Linked DNA regions of Homo sapiens: region 1 is linked to region 2. The links are chromatin loops, found by intact Hi-C in ENCODE. Cell type or tissue: IMR-90. All regions are shown on one strand. Each heading gives the region's core, and the rest is flanking DNA. Links, peaks and the distances in the headings are about the cores only. Region 1 overlaps CACNA2D3 (calcium voltage-gated channel auxiliary subunit alpha2delta 3). Region 2 overlaps CACNA2D3 (calcium voltage-gated channel auxiliary subunit alpha2delta 3).

The links. Hi-C counts contacts between places; a loop is a spot of excess contacts. Peaks named below come from ENCODE experiments on the same cell type or tissue, not always from the same donor. Only the 100,000 strongest peaks of a DNase experiment are listed, where the experiment ranks them.
Region 1: it touches region 2 in a loop (2.0-fold over the local background); 1 of 110 quality-filtered maps calls a loop at or near these places.

What each region holds. Positions count from the first base shown.
Region 1 is chr3:54,754,613-54,759,006 of GRCh38, reverse strand. The region is part of intron 12 of CACNA2D3 (calcium voltage-gated channel auxiliary subunit alpha2delta 3); the gene reads right to left. Among named protein-coding and RNA genes, the nearest start is that of ESRG, 120 kb to the right of the region's middle. In IMR-90, for the core only: no CTCF peak of the experiment used is centred there; a DNase peak (open chromatin) is centred at 2,436; H3K27ac peaks cover 1,991 bases.
Region 2 is chr3:54,817,510-54,821,903 of GRCh38, reverse strand. All of the region lies in intron 14 of CACNA2D3 (calcium voltage-gated channel auxiliary subunit alpha2delta 3), which reads right to left. Among named protein-coding and RNA genes, the nearest start is that of CACNA2D3-AS1, 82 kb to the left of the region's middle. RefSeq lists an enhancer at 224-927. In IMR-90, for the core only: no CTCF peak of the experiment used is centred there; DNase peaks (open chromatin) are centred at 1,773 and 4,083; H3K27ac peaks cover 1,140 bases.

The sequences.
Region 1 (4,394 bases), core at 93-4,092, 63 kb after region 2:
AAAGCTGCCTGAGCATGAGAAGCTCCTGTGGTGAATCATTAAATACTCCACTTTGCAATGACCAGATCCAAGGGTACCAGGAGTCTGTCCTCAGTGGGCAGATCCTAGCTGTCTACCTCAAATAGTGAGGTCCTCCTTCCATCTTTGGAGTGACGGGTGTAGCTTCCTTTGATTCCTTTGAGTTGTTGAGTCTTTCCAAAGACTCTTCCCACCTTAAGCAAGGCAGGCAGAAAACCTGAGAGCCAGCACCAAAATATCAGTCTCCAGAGGGTGCCGAGGTAAGAATGAGATTTAGCAGGGCAGTGAAGGTGATGCTGTGGCTTCCCTGGTTTGCATTCCCTATGAGCAATGGTGTTCTTGGAAGACGCTCCCAATACTGTGTTCTGTGTCATCTTCCTCCTCCTCCCTGTCAAGATCACACACTACTGAAAAAAACACTTATTTCTATAGAAAAAGGTACAATTTATAAACAGCTTCCTACCTCCCTGTCTTCTCTGACTTCACAAAAAACAAGCAAGAGGTCTGTTGAGTGCTGAGAGCAGAAGAACCCATATTCATGGTGTTGGAGAGAATGGACATTGAGGGCAGGGAGCCCAATGGTCTTGGTGGGAGAACCGCACTCCTGAGCAGAGCTCTCAAAATCAGCTTGAGCCTCAGATCAAGGGACACATCTTTTCCTTTGTGACTATGACTACATTTTAATTTCTAACTCCATGTTAAAAATACAAGAAAAAGAAGAAAACAATCTAAAGGTACACACTGGGGAAATAGGAATGCTGTCTCCTTCTTATAGCTCTGTGGCTACACCCATCACACCTTGCTGTGGTTTCTCCTGGTCTCGTCTTATCTACAGCCTTAATGTCCCCAACTCTGAAACATCAGGACCTGAACCATACCACTGTGCAAGCTGAAGCAGTGCCATTTCCAGAACATACAGGCTGGGCATAAATCCCAGCTCTGGCCTTTGTTAATTATGGCACATTGAAATCCTTTCTCACTCTCTAGTTTTCTTTTCCTAGATTACCTCAAATGAAGAGAGATATGTAAGAGTTCTCTATGAATCACAGCTTTCTCCTCTCCAAAGAGAAGCAGCCTTACATCTGATGAAGAGTTCAGGCTGGGGCTTTGGATCACCTGGGCCTAAATCCTAGCTCTACCGCCTGCTGGCTGGTAATCTGGAACAAGGTGCTAGTCTTGCTCAGCCTCAGTTTCCTTCTCTGTAAACAAAAATAATGATAACAGTACCTCATAGAGCCTTTGGGAGGATCAAAAGAGGTAATGCACAGATGTACTCTGTTCTATGCCTGGCACTTAGTGAGCAGCTTGTCATCCTTAGTTGCTGTTTTACGGTAACAGCAAGCATCACCATCTTCATTCCCACTCAAAATCTCTGATTCTAAGGAATGTGTGCAATGAACTACAAAAAGGTATTTAAATAGCTGCTGTTTGTGCCTTCCTTCACCTCTCTTAAAATAGCAAAATGTTTTAATTGCCACTTTTCTCCTGCTGTCGCCTATGACCATTCCGGCCTCATAAATGTGAAGCTATCTTTTGGGGGACACTACATGTGGAAAGATATAATGAGGTTAAGAATCTTTTTATTGAAAAAAGATTAGGAGCTGGACCTTCCAGGAAGTCTCAGGCCACCAGTTCTCTTTCAGATAAGGAGAGAATGACCTTTAGCCCATGGAAAAGGGGTAAGCTAAGCAGACGACAACACATGTGGCATTTCCATTGGACCTGACGATGACTGATCGGTTGAGAACCCAAACATGGAGGCCCTTCTTTATTTGCACAGCTGGAAAACACTCCATTAACTGTGATTTCTGAAGGAGAATCAGCCAGTGCTTATTTAAAATCTTGGCATACTGAATGTTAGAGAAGGTCACCATGGCTTTGTGAAATGTCTGGGCTAGTCGGTAGTCGGCCCTCTTTTCTGTTTTCCAGTTCGCTTATTTTTGAAATAGTGTGAACGCATAACTTTAAATTCCACCAGCCATTCTACAGTGGTAATGATTGTTTTAATGTATGTAAAATGGCTTGCTGCTTTGTCTCATTAGGGTTGGTTCCCTCAAGACAGGACCTACTTATGCATAAAATGAAATAAACTCACAAGCTCCAGGCCTCCCTGGATTTTGCTGGTAGACTGGAGGAGGCAGAGAACTATTGCAAGGGGTACGAATGTCCCCAGACATTCATTTCCAGAGGAAAGTGTCTGAGATCTGCTAGCTAAGAACTGTCTCCATGGCTACCAGACTCCCAAGGAAGAAGTCCTGCACTGATAGCAGGTCCTTGACCACTAACTCAGGGACAACGTGAGAGCCCTCATGATTCTTGCTCCCTCCCAGGGTCATTCTGTGGTCAGGCCCAGTGCGTTAGTTCTGCCTCCTTCGACGCTCCTTGGGTCTGCTCTGGTCCCTGAATGCTAATGCTTCATTTCACTGCAGAACTTGGCTGAGTCAGGGTGAAAATATGTAAGGGGGCCCTCTGGACCTCATGACACTTGAGATGAAAAATGTTATGCTGCCTCCATACTATAACAATCTGAGACTATAAACAATGATTTAATTAATGACCATAGAAGAATACTTGCTCACCGATGTTACATGGTCCAAAACCCCTTAACTGACGCAACGTGAAGCCAATGTTTATATGGGCACAGATGACTGGAATATCACATTTTGATGGCATTGCTACTTTGAAGAGTGGCAAACAGTGACATTCCCAAGGCTCTTTACATAGAAGCAGAATGAGGAAGATGAAACGATCAAGAAGGGCTGACTCTGGTAGGAAGGGAAATAACTGGATGTAGACAGGAAGGGAAGGAGAATTATTATGGAATCCACAGCCTGTCCAGCCAAGCAGCTACTATTACCTCCCTGGATTTTCTGCACTGCTGTACTCAGAACTTATAAATCCTAAAGGCTATATTCTATAGCCAGGCCCTAAAATACTCTGAGTTGACTAAACTGTCTTCAAAAGGATGCCTCAAAGATTCTTATAAACAATGACTAAAACTAAATTATGGTGTAATATTAGTTGATTAAGACAAGACTTCAATTTCAGTAATTTTCATCAGCTGGACACAGACAGTGGTAAAAACAATAACCCATGACTAAATGCATACTAGCTGATGGAAGAATTGCAATCTGATGTGGCAAGAAATAACAGCAAATTTTTTTAAAAAAAATTAAAAAATGGAAAGGAACTCTTTTTTTCAAGACCACAGAATAAAGGAAAAAATGGGAAAAGTATAGCTAACTCAAGGTTTTTAAATGTCAACAAAGTTCCAAAACTAATTTCAAGAAAGGCCTCTTCACTCAGAGGAAATCTGGGATCTACTCGGCCTCCCTCTCCTCTGCCTGTGTTCTTCCTATAGTTCTCCCTGAAATGAGGCCAAATGTGTAACTCTGAGACAAGCAGAATTATTGATACCTTTTAGTGAAGCAAGCCAGACAATGAACGAAACACAATTGCAGAAGGTGTTATTTTAGAGCTTCAAGGATATGTTAAAAACTTCCATGCAGCCCTTCCTTTTGTAGATGAGGAAATTGAGCCTTGCTTAAAAGACTGTTCAAATAGAAGCAGATAATTAAAGAAAATGCCAAGCAAAGGGAAAGATGGGTGCAGGTTTAAGAGCCTGGCTGTTCACCTATTCTTGGAGAACTTTCCCACACTCCCATCCACAATGCTGAGCCCCCCCACAGAAGCATTTATTTCCCCATGGGCTTCCTCTGCCCACCCCCAATTCAGCAGGGAGGAAGAACTGGCCCAAGCTGGGTACCATAATCTCTTCAAAGGGGTGAGGAGAAGGACGTGAAATCAGAATTTAGATTTGCTAGTCAGCCTCAAACGGAAAAGATATAAATACTCCTTTCCGATATTGTGCCTTGCCCACAGTATTGTTGCGTGGATGGATGGGCATGCATGGTATGGGGTGGCCATTCCTGGCTGTATGCATGCCATAGTACGGAAGGTCTATCTACAAGGAAGAAGAATGCCATGGACATGTCAGAAGAAACTGAGAAGGAACAGAAAAACACAAACACGTCTTCCTTCTCCCTTGTGAGACCCAAGCTTCCCTTCCTACCAGAGTTCTCAGTCACCCCCCTCTCTCCAAAATGCCCCCTTTTTTAATTTCAGGGAACAACTTTGGTGGCTTGCACCTAAAACAACTTTGTCTTAGGCCATCAAAACTGGAGCTAAGACCCACAAACCCTTCACTGAGTCCTCTTTTCTCCACTGAAGTCCAAACACTGGAACTTTTATGAAGGATGGCTTAGGAGACCCATTTAAAGCAGACCACTGAACCAATCTACTATGCAACAGGACCTACCTTCCTTTATTAGTACTTAGAGTCAACTTACCTATTTTTTCAAACATCAAAGGAGCAC
Region 2 (4,394 bases), core at 262-4,261:
TTTCATTGACAGTTAATTCAACTGTTCGAAGTATAGAAGTTAAATGAGGCAAAGAATGATAAATGATGCCTCGCAATTGCTGAAATCTGATTACCCTGAGATAAGAGCTAGGCCAAATTCTACTTGTACAAATTTGTACCTAAGGAATGAGAAAGAGAGAGAGAGAAAGAGAGAGAGAGAGAGAGAGGAAAGAAGGAAGGAAGGAAAGAAAGAAAGAAAGAAAGAAAGAAAGAAAGAAAGAAAGAAAGAAAGAAAGAAAGAACGAAAGACTCTAGAAAAACGAAGGCTTCCATTTATTCCTCCAAAATATAATATAAACAAGGAAACAAAGAAAATGCAAATAGATTCAGGATGCCGTTTGCACTCAGGGGGAGAAATTAATAAAACAGTTCCATTCTGAAAAAGAGACCAAAAATCGACCTCCATTTAAGAAGCTAATTTATGCACTCCTGAGTCCTCATACAAGTTAAGCAGCACAGAAAATCACAGCAGGCATAGAACAACAGATCTTGAACCCTGCTGTGTTTGTTCAAGGAGGCAAGTTAAGCTGTTCCTAACAGGAAACAAAACACGCAGTCGGGCTATTAAACAGGGATCATTTTGCCATACTGCGCAGCCCTGAATGCATCAATTGCTGTTCCAAACAGGATTAGAGATGTGGTTTGCTTTAACTATGGTTTTGTGAAAAATGCTTATGCCTACTCAGAATTCTCAGGTTGATATTAACTAATACGGTGTCAGGAAAGACATAGAGCACCTAGGAAACCTTTAAGAAATGTTCTTTTGCAAATTCCAAAGTTGTGTGGATGCAGCAGAAAATGAAGGGAAAGGGTACCAGAGTCTGGACACGTTCATCCACATAAATAGCCACGTTTGGAACTCCCTGAAGAGTATTTTTGACTTTAAACATTCGGGCCCACTCTACGTTGATTAAACCTACATTGATTAAATTAATCCTGCAGTGAATAACTGATGTTTAGCTCCTATAGACAGAATCTACGTGAAGAAAAATGCAGCTAGAAAAAGGGACTATTTTGTTCAATAGTATTACTATTGAACATATATTTGTAAATGGCTTTGGGTAATTCTGCTATGTTATTATCATAAAATCAGATCTCTCGGACACTTCTGTAGAAGTAAAGAAGAATTTTTAAAAAGCAGACCTTTCTTACACATAGACCTCTCTTCATTGTTGAATTCAGGGACAATCAATCCACCCAAGAAACTGGTCCAATTTCCACCCAGAAGAATGAATTTGTGACGCCTTGAAAGTGCTGCATCTGTATTGCTACATATTTTTTAGCCAAAACCTCAGGACACTACCTCCATATTTGCTAAGAATATTTAATATTTATCAGGTTCATCACCAGTTAGTGCCACTCCAATTTTATATCAAGGCTTGAAATTTATAGAGTCTAGGAATTATCTTAGAGATGCTTAAGAACCACAGAAAAAATAATATTTTTTTTCAAACTGTTGTTCTAAAACATTGTCATAAAGGACTAGAAGTTTTGGAAGACCCTCAAAATATTAGAATCATGAAAACCATAACTTACAGACAACAGTCATTAATGGCTGCTACACATAAGAGGGACACCCAAATGGGACATTTTTAGTTGCAGATCAGCCAAGAGATTTAAATAAGTATGTTTACAGAGACGTAACTATTTAAAATATTTATAGAGAAAATAGTTGCAGATGATACAAAGGCAGAGTCCAACAAAAACACAGCGCAAATGCAGACACCATATGGTACAACGTATGCGCTCATGACCTCATGTGAAAAGTAGGCCAAAGCTGTAGTGGCTGGGGGTGCCTCTCTTTCACCCCTGGAACAACAAACTCAGGGGTTTGGAAAGAGCTCATTAGAATCATGGCCACAGATGAGTGAAATCTATGGGTAATGTCAAAGGCATTAGGAAGAAACCTCTCAAAACAATTCTCCCGACAAATTTTTGCTTTGTTGGGGTTTCAAGACCAATCTCCATTTCTTTCTGACTACATGAAGAAGGTGCAGTCAGTTTAAGCACACAGGTTTTGTGTGTGTGTGTGTGTTTTTTGAGGTGGAGTCTCACCCTGTCACCAGGCTGGAGTGCAGTAGTGTGATCTCGGCTCACTGCAACCTCCACCTCCCAGGTTCAAGCAATTCTCCTGCCCCAGCCTCTGGATTAGCTGGGACTATAGGTGTGCGCCACCACGCCCGGCTAATTTTTGTATTTTTAGAAGAGACGTGGTTTCACCATGTTGGCCAGGATGGTCTCGATCTCCTGACCTCGTAATCCACCTGCCTCGGCCTCCCAAAGCACTAGGATTACAGGCGTGAGCCACCATGCCTGGCCCAACAACAGAGTTTCTAATGAAATGGGGGGAGCACCCATACCTGCTGGGCTCTTTTGCCCTCTCCCAGTTATTCATTAGGCTTGAGTCAGAATCACAAAACATTGGGCAGAGGTCCCAGACCACCCCTCAGATATGACTGCTCTCTTGATGTGCTATGAAGCACCAGGGGTCAAGTCAAGCCAAGTCGTAATAAGAACTCTATATTTTGAGGGTCTACCATATGCCAGGCTCTGTGCGAGGAACAGGTAAGAGAAGTAACTTTCAAAACAAAAGTGGAAAGTTAGTTTATCATTCTCCTTAAGTAAATAAAAACATGTAGGCTTAGAGAGGTTAAGTAACTTACCCATGGTAACAAATGGATGAAGGCCAAAATGGAACCACCACATTCCTTTGCTGGTCAAGCAGCAAGACAGTAAATCTAAGGAAAGCTGACACTTGCAAGAACCTCATTCTTCTGGCAAAGGCCTCTTGCAAGTGTCACTGAGGTAATACTGGGGAAGGGATGGGAAGGGGAGTTGGGGGCAGGGATGCTAATACATTACCAGGTGGAGACTTGCAGCCTTTGGGAGGATGCCTTCAATCTATGGTGCACCTCTCCCTCAACTCCTCTTACCCTCCAGCCTAGATACCTGAGGTTTACGTTCAAACTCCTTCTTCAAAGAGCTGAATTTCCCGCAAACTACCCCCAAAGTGTTCTGAAACCATGTCGCATAGATCTCTTAATATTTTGTAAGGTAAGTGCCTTTCTCTATTTTAACAGAAAAAAGACAATTTCTAGCCATGATAGGAACAGAAGGCAAAGCTATTCCTTTTCACATAGGGCTATAGAACAAGTCCCTTGGGATGTCTGACATCATTCGGAGACAGGGAAAAAAATTAGGAAGCCAGCTGAGGTACCTTCCTTGACTTTTATATGACCACAATAATATGCTCCACTTTGCAGGGCATGTGATGTGAGTCAATATATGATGACAGAAGAAGTGAATGCAATGAAGTAAGTGCTACTGAAGTATTATATAGCCCAGCAACATTTGTTCTTCTGTATTCTGTGTTGCTTTGTTTTGAACTTTGTTTTACAATTCTATGGCTGGCTGGGCGCAGTGGCTCACTGTATCCCAGCATTTTGAGGCCGAGGCAGGCAGATCACCTAAGGTCAGGAATTCAAGATCAGCCTGGCCAACATGGCAAAACCCTGTCTCTACTAAAAATACAAAAATAAGCCAGGTGCGGTGGCGCATGTCTGTCCCAGCTATTCAGGAGGCTGAGGCAGGAGAATCGATTGAACCCGGGAGGTGGAGATTGCGTGAGCCGAGATTGTTGCACTCCAGCCTGGGTGACATAGTGAGACTCTGTCTCAAAAAATAAAATAAAACAAATTTCTACGGCTGATGGCACCTCCAATTCATGAATTATTTTCTGTAACAGGAATACTTTGTATATGGATCAGTGGAAATTTGATGAATAAATGTCAATAAGTGGAAGCTGGTCCATTTTTAGGCAGAGAATTTGTGAAGTCTCTCTATCAAAAAAATTCAAATGTAGGTAATTAAGAAAGCATGTCCTATCAAAGACATTGAGCCTTCCAAACAATCTGGAATTCTGACCATTTATTTACCCTGGAAGCTGTTGTGAGCCTTGAATACTTTAACTTTTAATGAAGTATTCCGTCCTTTTGTGATGGCATTGAAGTGTAATCAAACATTACCACAAGCCAAGTCACACACTAGCATGCCTTGCCTTGTTTAAATACCTCAAATATATCTGAGTAATTGTGTAATGATTTCTAGGCCTCTGGTTGTCCATATGGTCTGAACAGACTGTCTTTAGTAGAGCAGTTGTGCTCTCTCTCAATGAGAAGGAACCAAATCACCTCTGCTCTAAACTGGAGAGCTTAGGAGATGCTGTTTAAATTTCAGGGGGGTGCCCTACCTTGACTCTTGAAACACAACATCTGGCCCCCAGAAATTGCTGTGTCTTCCAGAATTTGTGAAACACACAAGAACAATGCAGCAGGCACTGAGTGACATATTTTCTGCCATAAATGTCCTTAGGAT